Linked DNA regions of Mus musculus: region 1 is linked to region 2. Evidence: chromatin loops called from intact Hi-C (ENCODE). Cell type or tissue: heart. All regions are shown on one strand. Each heading gives the region's core, and the rest is flanking DNA. Links, peaks and the distances in the headings are about the cores only.

Region 1 (8,338 bases), core at 275-8,274, 78 kb after region 2:
TGGAGATGAGTCCTATGCAAAGTTAGGCCGCACTGTTTACAGAATAAGGCCTAGAAAAAACCTTTTTTACATTTTTACTACAGATGCAATTTTTTTTTCCATTTTTTATTAGGTATTTAACTCATTTACATTTCCAATGCTATACCAAAAGTCCCCCATATCCACCCACCCCCACTCCCCTGCCCACCCACTCCCCCTTTTTGGCCCTGGAATTCCCCTGTACTGGGGCATATAAAGTTTGCAAGTCCAATGGGCCTCTCTTTCCAGTGATGGCCGACTAGGCCATCTTTTGATATATATGCAGCTAGAGTCAAGAGCTCCGGGGTACTGGTTAGCTCATAATGTTGTTCCACCTATAGGGTTGCAGATCCCTTTAGCTCCTTGGCTACTTTCTCTAGCTCCTCCATTGGGAGCCCTATGATCCATCCATTAGCTGACTGTGAGCATCCACTTCTGTGTTTGCTGGGCCCCGGCAAAGTCTCACAAGAGACAGCTACATCTGCGTCCTTTCAATAAAATCTTGCTAGTGTATGCAATGGTGTCAGCGTTTTACAGATGCAATTTTAGGGTGAAGCAGTGTGATGGGCAGTCTTAACTGCTGACCTGACAGAAAATCACCTCAGAGGTGCACACCTGTGGGAGATCGTTTTGATTAGGCTAACTGAAGTTGGAAGATCCACCCATGGCAGAGAGCACCGTTTCCCTCATCTGGGATGCTGGGCTGGATAAAGAGGAGGAAGTGAGGCTAGCACAGGCATCTGCTGCTCTCTGTTTATTGGCTGTAGCTATGAAATTGCCCACCTCAAGCACCTCCCGGGGATTTCTCTGCACACCCCCAAACTGGAAGCCGCCGTAAACCCTCACCTTTAAGTTGCTTTTGACAACCACAGCAACAGAAGAAAAAAAAAAAAACTAAACTAAAAACGCAAGACTGATAAGATGTGCCAGGTTCCCCCCACTCTATAGCCCAGGCTAGCCTAAAAGGTGCTAGACAACTTAGGCCTGGCTTCAAACGTCAATCCTTCTGCCTTAGTTTTTAAGTGCTTGGATAACAGGTATGGCTTGCTTACATAGCTAGGCTTGTTGTTGCTGTTGTTTTGATGGCTGTACTTGTGTCTTGACAAGGCCCAGTGTAGCTGAAGTTGACCTAGAACTTCAAATCCAAGTGAAGCTCCAGATCCTCCTGCTTTTCCTCCCAAGTTCTGGGGTTACAGGGCAAGCACAGCCATGCCAGGCTCGTTATTTATTTAACAAGGTGGGGAGGGGATCTCACACTGTAGCCCAGGCTAGCCAAACAAACATAAAGCAATCTGTCTGCCTTAGCCTCTGAATACTGGGGTTATGGGCATAAGCCAAGCAGGAAACCAGATGCAACTAAAAACCATTTTTTTCAGTTCCAGCAATTAAGAACATTTGCTATTCTCACTGAGGACTCAGGTTTGGCTCCCAGAACCCACATGGTAACTCACAAACCATTCACAATTCTAGCTCCAGGGGGTTCACTGCCTTTTTCTGACCTCCTATGACACCAAACACACACATATATTATACAGATATATATGCAAGCAAATTATCCATACACATAAAATAACAGAATTTTTAAAGACTCAGAAAATTCTAAAGGAAGTCTTTAAGACTCAGAAAGTAGGGGGCTGGAGAGATGGCTCAGAGGTTAAGAACATTGATTGTTCTTCAATTCCCAGCAACCACATGGTGCCTCACAACCATGTGTAATGGGATCTGATGCCCTCTTCTGGTGTGTCTGAAGATAGCGACAATGTACTCACATCCATGAAATAAATAAATAAATAAATAAATAAAAAAAAAAAAAAAAAAAAAGACTCAGAAAGTAAACAGCTCAAAAATCTCAGGAAACTTGACAGGTGCATAAAGCCCCTCCTTCCTCAAGGTTATGTAAGCGGCAAGGACTCTAATACAGAGGAGACTCTCCCACTGTCCAGCTGCATTCAGGTTGCATAGAGAGCTCCGGGGTTCCAGCTTTTGGGAGGATCACATATAATGGGGTGGTCTTTTGGTGATGCAGCCGTCTTTGAGTCCTCTATGATCCAGTAAGTAACCCCTCATCCATATCTGTAAGTAACCCAATAAGCTCCCTGGTTCATCTAGTTAAACATCGGTGATATTATTACTCTAGTGTTTCATCAGCTCTCTAGATAGTATGAGGAGACGCTTGCTCAGGTCTCCCAGGAACAGTATCACCCCACAGATGGCAATAGTGGTACATGCCTATAATCCCAGCATTTGGGAAACAGGCAGAAGAATCAGAAATTTAGCAAATTTGAGGCCAATCTGGGCTATGTGGGATCATCTCACCTATCTATCTATCTATCTATCTATCTATCTATCTATCTATAATGAGAAAAAATAATTAGAAGAATATAAGCTCTGAAAGGCTAAGATACAAAAGGAACTATTTCATTGCCAAAGTAAATAAATGTGGGACATAGTATGCTATGTTCCCAGTTTATTCTAAGATCCTGGCCTAGCTTTTTACCTTCTCATGTAACTGGTAAGAACAGGGCAGGATGGTCTTAGAGCAGAGGGCCACGAAAGTTTCCCTTGACTAAAAGCACTGGCCTTCTGGACAGTTCTGTCCTTGCTTAATTCTAGAAATATTTAAGTCAAGATGTCTTTGGTTCTGCTTTGGCCAGAAGTAAAAATACCACAAGGAAAGTCTGTTTCCTCTTCATCTCTCCCCTACATGAGCACCCTTCTTGGAACTTGTACATGAAGACATGAAAAAAATCTGAGAAAGACACCTGAACGTTTCATGGTTGAGCCGTCTCCCTCCCCATCGCTCACCCTAGTCAGTCCTTTACAAAGCCTTACATTCTAAGGCAGGTCAGTGTATCCCACGTCTGAGATCCATTCAGCTCCGCAGGAGCTCTGCCGGCATTCTCTCAAGCTCCCACCTATGAGTCTATAGCAAAACGCCTTTTCTAAATCCATCCTTCTATTGTTCAGGAATTTCATTCTTCAAATTCATAACCTAAGAGTCTAGGGGCCACTAGCTTCAAGTTTTATGTGACTATGAGCTTCTGACACCCTAACTCCTGAGCTAAAAACCCACCTGGGGGGAGAGGACAAGTCTCTGTCAAACTAAAAGGCACCCACTTTCTCCATATTATAATCTTAGAGCAATGATTCAGCACTGATAAAAATGCTCAACTTCTCCAGCCACTAAGGAGGATCACAATACCCAGAGAGCTTGTGAGAACTTTAAATGAGCTAATAGGTGCTAAATACTTAGAGCTGTCCCTGGTACCCAGTAAGCTCTTAATGTGCCTGGGAGCATGTGGTGGTTTAAATACAAATGCCCCTAGAAAGATCACTCATGTTTGTATGCACAGTCCCCAGTTGGTAAAACGAAATCTGTTTTTGGAAACTAGATCTCCAATGTAGAGGTGTTGGGAGATAGAACTTTTAGAGGTGTTTGGGTTAAGGGGCACCACACCTATGAATAAATTAAGCCCCACCCACCCCAAAGAGGTTATCAAGGGAATAGGATGTACTGTTATAAACTATAGTCAGCACTCAATTTCTCCCCCCCGCCCTTTTCTGACTGCCTTCTTTCATGGAATAAGGCAAGAAAACCCTCAACTGGGTGCAACCTATGATAAATAAGTCTCCCCTGGGTGTAGCAATTAACCCTGTAATAACCCCAGCACACGGGAGGCAGAGGTACAAATAGTGCTATGAATGTTGATGCCAGGCCAACCTGGATTATATGAGAGCTTATGCCAAAAACAAGCCATGGGGCACTCCTGCATTTTTATCACTTGGGAAGTAGAGGCAGGATCAAGGTCATAAGCCTTGGAGGCAGGAGACTCATCTGCTACACATGTTCAAGACCAGCCTAGGCTACAAGAAACTCTTTCCTCCCCTGACCCCCAAATAGCAGGGTGTTGCAGTTTATGTTGTAATTCTAATACTCTAATACTCTAATAAGAGACTGAGGCAGAAGAATCAGCAGGTGTGTGAGGTTACACTGTTTTACTTACTTGTTTTGTTTGTTTGTTTGTAGACAGGGTCTCATTATGTAGTTCTGGCTGTTGTGGAACTTATCATGGCCTGGAACACAGATCTGCCTGTCTCTGCCTCCCAAATGCTGGGATTAAAGGTGTGTACCACTATGCCCAGCTGTCTTACTTTTATGTTGCTGTGATGTGACAAAACACTGTCACCATGACAATTTATAAAAGAAAGCATTAACTGGTGCCAGAGAGTTAGAGTTTATGGTAGCATCTCAAAGGCATGGTAGCAGAAACTCACTCACACTTAATTCCATGCCCCAGTCACAAATGGTCCTCCAACAAGAACACCTTTTAGTCCTTCACAAACAGATCTACCAGTGGAGACCAAGCATTCAAACCTAATGAACCTAAGGAGGCCATTTTCACTTAAATCACACACAAAGAATTTTCTATTTAATACAAATTATATATAAATTATAAAGCAATACAAGCCAGGCGTAGTGGCGCATGCCTTTAATCCCAGCACTTGGGAGGCAGGGGCAGGCGGATTTCTGAGTTCGAGGCCGGCCTGGTCTACAGAGTGAGTTCCAGGACGCAGGGCTACACAAAGAGAAACCCTGTCTCAAAAAACAAAAAAAGAAATACAAAATAAGCTGAGTTGACCAATGTCATTTGGGGGTAGTTCAAGACAGGGTTTGTCTGTGTAGCCCTGTGTCTCCCATAGTACACGAAACTATATCTTCCAAGTACTGGGACTAAAAAATAAGGAAAGTAATATATGAGACAAAGAATATAAACTTACAGCACCCGCTAGACATAAAAGAAAACTAAGCACTATAAACCTCTCGTTTAACAACAAGTGTCAGGGGAGAGCGCGAACGCAGTCCCCCACTACCACAAATTATGCAGTCGAGTTTCCCGCATTTGGGGAAATCGCAGGGGTCAGCACATCCGGAGTGCAATGGATAAGCCTCGCCCTGGGAAAACCACCTTCGTGATCATGGTATCTCCCCTGCCAGGTAAGTATGAGTTGCACAGGCTACAGTATCGCCTCACCCTGATCATGGACACACTGTAGAGTTACGGTCAATTATACTATGTGTTCTTTTGACCTTCCTTTCGAGACTACACAGTTTTTATATTACACAGATGAGAACAAAAATTTCTAAATACTTGTTGAAAAGTACCCCGTCCTAAAAAACTCCTCCCCCCCCCCCAAAAAAAATCCCAAGGACCAGCTTTGCTTATTTGCATATCCCCGCCCCTTTAGTGACGTCTCCAAGGTTCCCCCACACACACACTTCCCTTTCTCTTCCGGATGCGTTAACTCTTAAAGCACTCTTTGCTACTATCGCAACGCTTTCACGGTTGTTTTGTTTGTTTGTTTTTTTGTTTGTTGTTGTTTTTCATCTTTTGCTGTTAACAGAAGTTTTTGCTTGGATTTGTCGTGAGCAGTCGGGACTACTCTGAACAAAGCAGCAAGATAGGCTGTTTCAATTGCTACTGCATTTAAGAGAATCAATCAAATTCCTCATTTCTACTTCTCAAAATTGCTAGGAGAATTCTGTCAACAACAAAATTCTGGGAGGACTAAGTACTTATTTGTAAAATGTTGCCTGGGTTTAAGTTGACTTTTGTTCTCAAAAAGTATGCAGCCTTGTAGCTAATATAGGACTGAAGACAAGCTTTTGCTACTAGGGACATAAAATCTGAGTCTGGTCCCAGCACCTACGACGGACTGCGCATAGTTCATCTTTATAAAAGTGTATGTGAGGCCGGGCAGTAGTGGCGCACGCCTGTAATCCCAGCACTTGAGAGGCAGAGGCAGGCGGATTTCTAAGCTTGAGGCCAGCCTGGTCTACACAGAGTGAGTTCCAGGACACCCAGGAATGCACAGAGAAACCCTGTCTCGAAAAACCAAAAAAATAAAAAATAAAATAAAAGTGTATGGGACTGTTTATAGCCTGAAGTGCCCTCAGAGACCAAGAGAATACTTCTTCCTGTTGCAACCAGAGCTAGTTAGCAAGTTTTAAAAATGGCATAGCCAACTAAATAATGCTCTCAAGTGAAACTGAACAGGAACAAATAATACTCCCCAAACTTCAGAAGGCCCTGTCAACAGTAACCTGTTTTTCAACACAAAAAATGTCAAGGGAAAAACATGAACACAATCCCTCCCCCACCACCACAAGTTTAATCCTCAAAGCTTTCAGGTAAGAACTAGAATTGTCCTCTCCCCATGGATAAAGTATTAGCAACGGAGTGATGAAATGACTAAGCAATGCATTCTATCCCATGCCTGGTCACATCTCAGCCTTCCACCCCACAACAGCCTCCTCAACCCTGGCAATGCTTCCTGCACTGGCCAGGATCAGAATGTATCAATACATAGTGTCTAGAAGACACAGCTGAGCCTTGCAAAAAAAAAAAAAAAAAAAAATAGATCTTCCAGGCAGCTCTAAATTCACTACGAGCATAAGCTACCTCTCCTAAGCACTGATGTAATTATGGCTTGTTTTTAAAAATGTATCCATGAGCCTGGGCACCAAAGAGGCTTTTCAGAGGCAGGACGGGCCTCTTGGTCTAGCCTTTAGTAAAACAAGGAATCAAAATTCCTTGCTAATTTTTATTTAATGTTCATTGGTGTTTTGTCTGTCTGTATGTCTGTGTCTGTGTGTATGTATGTTTTGCAAGTATGTATGAAGGTGTCATAACTAGAGTTACAGGTAACTATGAACTGCCATGTCTGGGCTGGGAAGTGAACCGTGATCCTCAGCAAGAGCAGCCAGTGCTCTTAACCGCTACAAATCATCTCTTCAGCCCAGGACTCAGTTTTAAAAATTGGCTTAAAACAGCGTGGATGTCAGTAACTACCTCTCGAAGATGTTTCAAGTGAGATCCTACCACAAAAAAACAAAAACAAAAAATCAAACCCTGACAGTACCATTTGTGTGTGTGTTTATTTGATTGGTTGGTTGTTTTTGAGACAAGTTTTCTCTGTGATGCCTTGGCTGTTCTGAAACTAACTCTGAACAAAGTTGGACTCAAACTCAGAGATCTTCCTGTCTCTGCCTCCTGAGTGCTGGGATTAAAGGCACAAGTCAACACTGCTCTTAGGTTTGTTTGTTTTTGTTTTTAATGAGTATTGGACAGTAAGATCAATCCATGCGTTCATGTGTCCCACTTTAGACATGAGCAGGCTGCTTGAGGATTTTTAATAGGGAAACTAGATCTTGGCAAGATGAGATGTAGCTGGTCTAAACTGAAAAGAACATAGTGGTAATGAACATGGATGCATCAGGGTCACCCATTGAACCCTAAATTTGAAATACCATGGTATATTACAAATACTTAAATATGTTAATTACTGGTGCTGATATGATCCCACCCAGGCATATCTAAATAACTTGTTAGATAACTTCCTGAGCCTTCTGCTTCTACCTTCCTGATGTTTGAACTACAGCTTCACACTCCTTAACATGTAGCTCTATTTTAACAACCAACAAGTTAGCAAGTAGGGCTGAAGAGATGGCTCAGTGATTAAGAGCACTTGTACTGTAGAAGAGACCAGGGTGCAATTTGGGAACCTACATGGTAGCTCAAACACAACTATCCATAACTCCAGTTCCAGAGTATTCAATGCCCTCTTCTGACTTTCTTAGGTGCCAGTCATGCAGGTGGTGCACCTATATATACATACAAGCAAGAAACACTTATACACCCTGGGAGTGGTGTGGCATGCTTTCTTTCTTTACTTATTTATTTATTTATTTATTTATTTATTTATTATAAGTACACTGCGTCAGATCTCGTTACAGGTGGTTGTGAGCCACCATGTGGTTGCTGGGATTTGAACTCCAGACCTTCAGAAGAGCAGTCGGGTGCTCTTACCCACTGAGCCATCTCACCAGCCCCGTGGCATGCTTTTAATTCCAACACTTGAAAGACTTCTATGAGTTCGAGGCCAGCCTAGTCTACCAAGTGAGGCCAGTCAAGGCTGTTACACAGAGTCTTGACGGCTTCCTCACTCCCCCTTCAAGTCTCACAAATAAACAAAAACAAAGAAAACACATACACACAAAGCTAGAACTCATCTTTTTACTATGCAGTGTTGGTTTGAAGCTAGTAACTTAAACATGCTAGGCAACAGTTCTACTACTAACCCATATCCTTTCCTTCAAATTTTGCTTATGCTTCACAACAAAACACAAAACCTGGTACTTTATATGTACCTGGTACTTTATATGTAGACCACGTTGGTCTCTTCCCTGCCTCTGCCTTCCAAAATCTTACAAACCAGTTTTTTGGTACTTAAATTTATAGGTCAACTTAGAGATCAAATT
Region 2 (8,338 bases), core at 103-8,102:
GAGCCCTTCTCTAACCATCTACTTTAAAAGTAGTGCTGTTTTACTAGCTACAGTGGTTGTTGTTGTTGTTGTTTATTATATATTGCATGCACTTAAGTTTTATTAAGTTTTTGCTGCTATTTATTATATCTTGTATGCAGCTTTCTGAGAGTAGCTACTTTATTATTTTTTAAAATATATTTTATTACATTTATTTACTGTGTATATGAGTGTGTGCGTGCACACACACGACAGGGCGCACGTGTAGAGTTGAAAGAACAGTTTGTGAGCATGGGCTGTCTCCTCCCACCAAGTGGAACCCTGGGGTCAGCCTCAGGTTGTCAGGCTTAATGGCAAGAGCCTTATCCTATCAAGACCAGGCTGGCATAGAACTCAAGAGATCCACCTGCCCCTGCCTCCTGTGTACTACCATGTCCAGACAATGGCTGCTTCTTTTCTGAACTTATACCCTCTGGGGAATGAGCTGTTTTAGTTCATCAAAGTTCACTGATTGCCTAAACAACTTGCCTCCCAACCAGACATCCTATAAGCCAAATCCAACCATCCTAAATATCTCCCGGACCAATAAGAGGCCTCAGGGTAAGGTTAAGTCAGTACTGACTGCCCATGGCTGTCATCATAATCAAATGAAATTATGGATGTGGCAACCCTCTGTGGTGTATACAGTATTCGTTCCACCAAGTAAGAAATAATATGACTAAGCTGGAGAGGTGGCTCAGTGGTTAAGAGCACTGACTGCTCTTCCAGAAGTCCTGAGTTCAATTCCCAGCACCCACATGATGGCTCACAACCCCCTGTAATGGGATCTGATGCCCTCTTCTGGTATGTCTGAAGACAGCTACAGTGTACTCATACATATAAAATAAATGAATAAATCTTTTTTTTAAAAAAAAAGGAAAAAGAAATAATATGACCATAACTTAGGCAGGCATTTGGTAGAGGCTTGATGCCTGCTCACTGGTAATTAGGAACTACGTTATTACAGTGCTGGGAAGGTAGATCAGTTGGTTTGCATGGTAGTGCATCTAAATACCTAAGGTAGAGCAGGGGCAATTAGAAGCTTAGTATCATACTTAGTATCATGTGCCCTGAGTCCACGGGAAACCCAGACGAGCCCAAGAATTTCGAAGTCTGCTGCAACTCGAAAAAGAGTCTTTTATTGTTTCAAGTTTGAACTCGGATCACCTGCCTAGCACTCACCTCGTGAATGCTGGCAAGCAACCTTGAGTCCAGAAAACACTGGGTTTATACACAGTATAGTTAGGAATCCCGTGAATGTTCACAGAAAAGGGGAGTAGAGGGCTGTAATCATTTGGTGGAATGGTACTGAAGGGGTGGGGGGAGTCTCTTCAGGGACTAATTTTATGACCAGTCGTAACTGACTGTGACCTGACCTCTGATTACCTTTTCTCTATGACCTAAATGTGAGGCTGTAGTCTCCCTTGAGCTTGTTATTTCTCTAAGGTCTCAAGGACAGGTACCTGGAGTTCTGCTGCTTATCAGGAGTGTTGGTTTTTAGAGACACAAAGGCAGGGAGGATGTGGGGGGGGTGTCTTTTGCTGACTCCTCAGAATGTCTTCATTAAGGGGGTGTTTTATGGGTAGTGCCATTCTAACTCTAGGGGAGCAGCCAGGGAGGGCGAGGGAGCCCCGGGCTTGCTGCAGGAGGATGCAGCACAGAAACCAGCTATCTGTGTATCATGCTTGCTGAGGGCTGGAGGGAGGATGGGAGCTTCTGGAGGGGGAGGGTGACAGAGGCAAACTGTCTGAAGTCTCTATATATAGTATCAGTAATTTGGGGGTTACAACAATACTTAGCTATACAGTAAATTTAAGACCAGCCTGGTATACATAAGACCATGGCTCAAAAAAAAAAAAAAAAAGTCTACTATTACAGGCTGGTGAGATAGCTCAGTAGTTAAGAGCTGGGCCTGGTGAGATAGCTCAGTAGTTAAGAGCTGGGCCTGGTGAGATAGGCTCAGTAGTTAAGAGCACTTGCTGCTCTTGCAAAAGATCTGGGTTCAGTTCCAGCACATGGTAGGTAGCAACTGCCTCTAACTCCAGTTCCAGGGGGTTCAACTCCTTCTGCCTTTGTGGGCACCAGGCACACACATGACACACATATATACATACATATAGACAAAACACTCATATACATAAAATAAAAATATTTTTAAAAAAAGATTAATGAAAAGAGAGAAGGCCAGGATGATGACACATGCCTGTAATACCACGTGATGGTCGGAATGAGAACGGCCCCCACAGGCTCATATGTTTGAATACTTAGCCCTAAATCAGTGAAACTGTTTGGAAAAATTAGAAGGTGTGAACTAGTTGGAGGAGGTGTGTCGCTGGGAGGGAGGCTGGCTTTTAGGTTTCAAAGGACTGACACAATTCCCAGGGCTCTCTCTGCCTCTGACCTGAGGATCGAGGTGTGAGCATGCAGCTGTGGGCTGCCTGCATACATTTGCTCTTCCACTGTGGACTCTGACCCTCTGGAGCTGTAAGCTATAAGCTCTATGCAAGGTGCCTTGGCTACGGTGCTTTGTCACAGCAACAGAAAACTAAGGAGGACTTCCCAATACTTGTGAGTCAGAGGCAGGTGCACCTCTCTGAACTCAAGGCCAGCCTGGTTGTCAGGCCTGCCAGGACTACACAGTGAGACCCTGTCTTTAAAAAAAAAAAAAAAGGAAAAAAGTTTAAGTTCTTTGTTGGTCAGGCATAAGCATAGATTTTAGAAGGTAGGATGGGCTTCTTAGACTGAAGTTTCTATCAGTGGAATTATTTTAATGATATTTTAGTTCCTTGAGCATTTTGTACAATTTTGTGTATTTTTTAATCATGTGTAATTTTATCATATTGAACCTTCCCCAGTTCCTATCAGATCCATCTCCATACCTCCCTACCTGCCCAGAAAGACCTTTGACAGAGAACAGAGAGGTTAGCAAACCATGAATTAGAAAATCTGATCCTGGTGCTAGAGAGATGGCTCAGTGGTTAAGAGCACTGACTGCCTCTTCCAGAGGTCCTGAGTTCAATTCTCAGCAACCACATGGTGGCTCACAACCATCTGTAATGAGGTCTGGTGCCCTCTTCTGGTGTGTCTGAAGACAGCTACAGTGTGCTCATATAAATAAAATAAAGAAATGTTTTTTTTTTTTTTTGGGTTTTTTTTTTTTTTTTTGGTGTGTTTTTGAGACAGGGTTTCTCTGTGTAGTCCTGGCTGTCCTGGAACTCACTTTGTAGACCAGGCTGGCCTCGAACTCAGAAATCTGCCTGCCTCTGCCTCCCGAGTGCTGGGCTTAAAGGCGTGTGCCACCACGCCCGCCTAAGAAATGTTTTTAAGAAAAAAGAAAAAGAGCCGGGCGTGGTGGCACACACCTTTAAGCCCAGCACTCGGGAGGCAGAGGCAGGCGGATTTCTGAGTTCGAGGCCAGCCTGCTCTACAAAGTGAGTTCCAGGACAGCCAGGGCTACATGGAGAAACCCTGTCTCGAAAAAAACAAAAACAAAAAAACAAAAAAAAGAAAAAGAAAAAGAAAATCTTATCCTGCTATTTTATTTATATTGCTAAATGGTAAAGTGGGGCTTTGTATACTATGATATGCATACAAATCTAATACATATTTGTCTAGTTAATCTGTAAATTTTGAATATTTACCATATAATTATATATTAAATTAACATAAATTACATTAGCATCACAAAATATCAGTAGGCTTTTTTTGGTTATGGTTTTTGTTTTATGGGGGTGCTAGGGATCAAACACAGACCCTCACATATGGTAGACAAGTGCTCTTCCCCCAGAGGCAATGAGTATTCCATCATCTGTAATATTTTTTAAGAAACTACCCTGCTTCCTTCTTGAAGCTGGGCATTTCTTCAAGGGAACCTCAGGCCTCTGGCTTAGCTAAGGCTCTAGAGAAGGACAAGTCACTTATAAGCAGAATTCAAATCCTTTCTCTTATTTCTCTCACTTTCTTCTCTTACAGCCTTTCTTCTTTCTTTATTAAAGCCAGATGGGGAGGGCTGAGATGCAGCTCAAGTGCTCACTTACTGTATGAGAGGCCCCGTGATCCCCACCCACCCACAGGAACGGGGTGGAATGGTGCTGAGAGTGAGAGACTTGAGAGTCAAGTGGTGTCCTGCCCTAAAGATGTGAGGCCCTAGGACCGATCCCCCGCACCATAATTTAAAAAGAAGTGGGAGAGTTAGAAAACCTCATTTCACTTCAAGATTCCTATTTCTACAGGAGCACAAAACCAGAATAAACTGTTATGCTGTCTTCTCAACAGTAGATGGCACTCCTTACTGACCAATTGTGTTATTTATGTTGACTTCTCTGATAGAATTATCAAACAAAAAGTTAAAAAAAAAAAAGTTAGCTGCTTTGGATTATAGATCCAAAGTAATTAACCCCGATTTTGTCCCACTAAGTGTTCCTTTCATCTACATCCATCCACTCATGCAGCAAATACTGAGTGAATACAACTGCCCTGGCTACTCCATTGTCAATTTGACATGAACTAGAGTTATCTGAGACAAGGGAACCTAAATTGAGAAAATTCCCCTAGGAGACTGGCCTGTGGGCAAGCCTGTGGTACATTTTCCTGGTTAATGACTGATGTAGGAAGACCCAGATCACTGTGGATGGTGCCACAGCTGGGTCAGTGGTCCTGGGTGCTATAAGAACATGGGCCTGGGGCTGGAGAGATTGCTCAGCGGTTAAGAGAACTGATTGCTCTTCCAAATGCCCTGAGTTCAAATCCTAGCAACCACATGGTGGCTCACAACCATCTGTAATGAGATCCAATGCCCTCTTCTGGTGTGTCTGAAGACAGCTACACTGTACTCATATAAATAAAATAAATCTTTAAAAAACAAAAACACCCAGCACTCAGGAGGCAGAGGCAGGAGAATTTCTGAGTTCGAGGCCAGCCTAGTCTACAGAGTGAGTTCCAGGACAGCCAGGGCTACACAGAGAAACCCTGTCTCAAAAAAAAAAAAACAAAAAACAAAACAAAACAAAAACAAACAAACAAAAAGAACACGGGCCCATCAGTACCTGAAAGGATGGGGCCTAGTATTGTGGTTTATACAAATCCATGAGGTAATGCAGCCCAAGGTTACAAGCCTCCCACTTTACCATTGACAGAAGCCCATGGAAGGCTTAAAAGCACTTCTGTTCTCATTTCCCTAGCAGTGAACCTAGGGGTTAGGGGAATAGAATATTTAGAACACAATGATCTATCTAAAAAGACAGGGAACAGATTGGTGAGGCAGTAGGAACAATACAGGACCAAGTGGATTCCCTTTCGGACTCGGACGCCATCATCCAGAAGAGGCCTAAATCTATAGCAGCAGAAAAGGGAGGACCTGCATAGACTTAAAGAATGCTGCTATATTCTAATGCGCTAATACATTAGGAATAGTCAGAGATCCGACAGTTAAACAGTTCAAACAGCCAAAAGGAGAAAAAGCACTAAAAAGCATCCTGAGACTCCTAAAATAGCTACTGGAATGAGAAGGTTGGCTATCTTTAGCAGGGCCTTTTCTCCTGATCATTTTGAACCCTTTATTTGGACCCTACACCCTAAGCTACCAACTCCAGTTCATTACCTCCTTTTTAAAAAAGATTTATTTATTTATTTATTTATTTAATGTATATGAGTACACTGTTGCTGTCTTCAGACACATCAGAAGAGGGCATCAGATCTCATTACAGATGGTTGTGAGCCACCATGTGGTTGCTGGGAATTGAACTCAGGACCTCTGGAAGAGCAGTCAGTGCTCTTAACCACTGAGCCATCTCTCCTGTACCTCATTACCTCCTTTTATGCAAGCTATAAAATTACAAAAGTGTTGACTTCTAGTAGCACAGCAAATGAACCCTAGATGCCTGGCTCCTGATGGAGCAGAATTCTAAAATTGGAGCCATATATGAAATCAATCACCTCCAAAGGGGGGAAGTAAAGGAGAAAGGAAAGCTAGCAAGCTTTAATATTAATTATGAGGTTACAGTGGAATAAGAAACTACTTCTAATCTGAGACAACAGAGCTAACACTGACTTCTGCTTTGTGAGCCTGCTTGCCCCTTCCTCTGCTCTGGAAAGGGTAACAGCTGCTCATCTCCCTTAACAAGGGACCACCATCAATATCTGCTTAGACAACAACTCCTGTTTGCTAAAGATCAAACTGTCTTAACTAGAAACCTGCACAGTTCAGCTTCTGTAAAGCTTGCTCAGCACTGGGGGGAATCTTCCGTTTTGATAGAGATGAAAAGATCATGTTAATGGTCACATGATGATGACAAGGCCTAACCTTATGGAAAACAAGAAATATTTCTCATGGGGCTAGGCCTCTTTAAGCAACAGCCACAGGACACAGCTGTGTGCTAATAAAACAACATCATCCTTTACCACAGAGTGCTGGGAACTTCATGTCAGGGAAGGTTGAGGCCCACAGTCTCTATATAATCTCAGTGCTGGAAGTCCAGAGACAAACGGACCCCTGGAATAGAGAGCAACTGAAGACACTTGATGCTGACCTCTGGTCTCATCAGACACATGTACACAAATTCACATGTGTACACACATATACATGAATGTTCTAAAAATTAGTGCTGGGCATAGCTATAATCCCAATACTCAAGGGGTAAAGACATGAATACCGCCACAAATTTGAGGCCAACTAAGTCTACACAATGGATTCCAGGCCAGTAAGAGCTACATAGCAACATCTAGTGGGAAAAAAAAAAAAAAAAAAAAAAAAAAGACAGGGCTGAAGAGATACCTCAATGGTTAAAAGCACCTACTGCTCTTTCAGAGGACCCAAGTTCAGTTCCTAGCAGCCATGTTGGGTGGTTCAGAGCCATCTATAACTAGCTTCAAGGGCATCTGATGCCAATGTCCTTTCCAGGCAGTTGCACACATGTGCACATACCATATATATACATTAGAAACAATTTTAAAAAGAAAAAATACAAGGGGGAACAATTATATGTGAGCTATACGAGATACTTTAGGTATGATGAGGATGCAGAAAGGGAATAGACTGAAAGTGAGCTCAAATGACCAGGAAGTGTCAACAACAGCCACAAAGGCCTGTGATGCCAGCACTCGAGAGGTAGAGGAAAGAGCATCAGGACTTCAAGGCCATACTTGGTTATCTAACAAGTATATAAGGCTAGCCTGGTCTATTTGAGGCTACAAGTGGCAAATAAAACTAAGAAGACCTTGAAAAGGTGTGTGTGTGTGTGTGTGTGTGTGTGTGTGTGTGTGTGTGTGTGTGTTTAAAAGGCAACTTTTATAGCCAGGAGGTAGTATACACTTCTTCAATTTCAGCACTAAGGAGGCAGAAGGAAGCCGATCTATTGAGTTCAAGGCCAGCCTGATCTACAGAGTGAGTTCCAGGACAGCCAGGGGTTACAGAGAAAAACCCTGTCTGGGGAGGGGGTACAAGGGAGGAGAGACAACTTTTAGATATCAATTCCCTCCTTCTGTCATGGGTTCTGGGGAGCCAATTCAGGTTGTCAGGCTAGTGTAGCAAGCACTTTTACTTGCTGAGCAAGCTATCTCACTGGTCCACCCTGTGTTTTAACTAGGATTGAGAATGGCCATATCTGAGGCTTGCCTGATGATTGCCACCTGACCTTTGCTGAAAAGGTCATAGAAAACTCCAACAGCTCCAGTCAAGCCCTCGCTGATCCCTTGCCTCTCGTAACACCTTCACACCCAAGAGCAGGAGTACCGTCTATGATACTCTAATACTCAAAAGCCATGCCTCACGGTATCTCCATGGCTAGGGTAAAATTCAGAGTCCTTACCAAGGTCCCCAGGACCAATCACAAGCTAGTCCCTGCACTCCTTTCCAGATAGAGCACAAGAAGCACAGAGGCACGGAAAAATAGGAAACTGGGTTTAATCACACTGAATGCCCATGAGTCAGGGCTTGTTCTCAGAACCAGGGACTCGGTAGTGAATAATACAAGTCTGTGAGCTCTCTGAGCTTTGCCTGTAGTAAATTACTGGGAAATGTAAGCACCGAAATCATGCCGCAGCTCAGAAGCAAAGCACCAGGTATGAGTGGCAAGGGGACAGAGGAAGAAGGTCTGTCCTGTGGCTAAGAGCAGTGCCCAGAGCAGAACCAACAGGCGCCAAAGGCCCCGAGCTGTGGATAGCATCAAGGATGCAGAGCAGAGGCCCTCTGACTCTTAGAGCCTGAGGCGGAGAATTAAGAGTCAGTCTCTGGTCCTGGCCCAGTAGGAAACTAAGCCTGACTACAACAAGCATTTGAACAAGGGAGTTGTTTGAAGTGTCTCTTGCTGCCCTGAGGGTCTGT

What was found. Peaks named below come from ENCODE experiments on the same cell type or tissue, not always from the same donor. Only the 100,000 strongest peaks of a DNase experiment are listed, where the experiment ranks them.
Region 1: it touches region 2 in a loop (4-fold over the local background); 12 of 42 quality-filtered maps call a loop at or near these places.

Annotation. Positions count from the first base shown.
Region 1 is chr11:87,423,400-87,431,737 of GRCm38, reverse strand. All of the region lies in intron 1 of Tex14 (testis expressed gene 14), which reads right to left. Gm22068 (a small nuclear RNA gene) reads right to left here and starts at 5,022; the gene lies at 4,859-5,022. RefSeq lists an enhancer at 8,025-8,338. In heart, for the core only: no CTCF peak of the experiment used is centred there; a DNase peak (open chromatin) is centred at 4,907; H3K4me3 peaks cover 695 bases; H3K27ac peaks cover 1,354 bases.
Region 2 is chr11:87,500,854-87,509,191 of GRCm38, reverse strand. The region is part of intron 10 of Tex14 (testis expressed gene 14); the gene reads right to left. Among named protein-coding and RNA genes, the nearest start is that of Rnu3b2, 34 kb to the right of the region's middle. In heart, for the core only: a CTCF peak has its summit at 4,293 (motif pointing right); no DNase peak of the experiment used is centred there.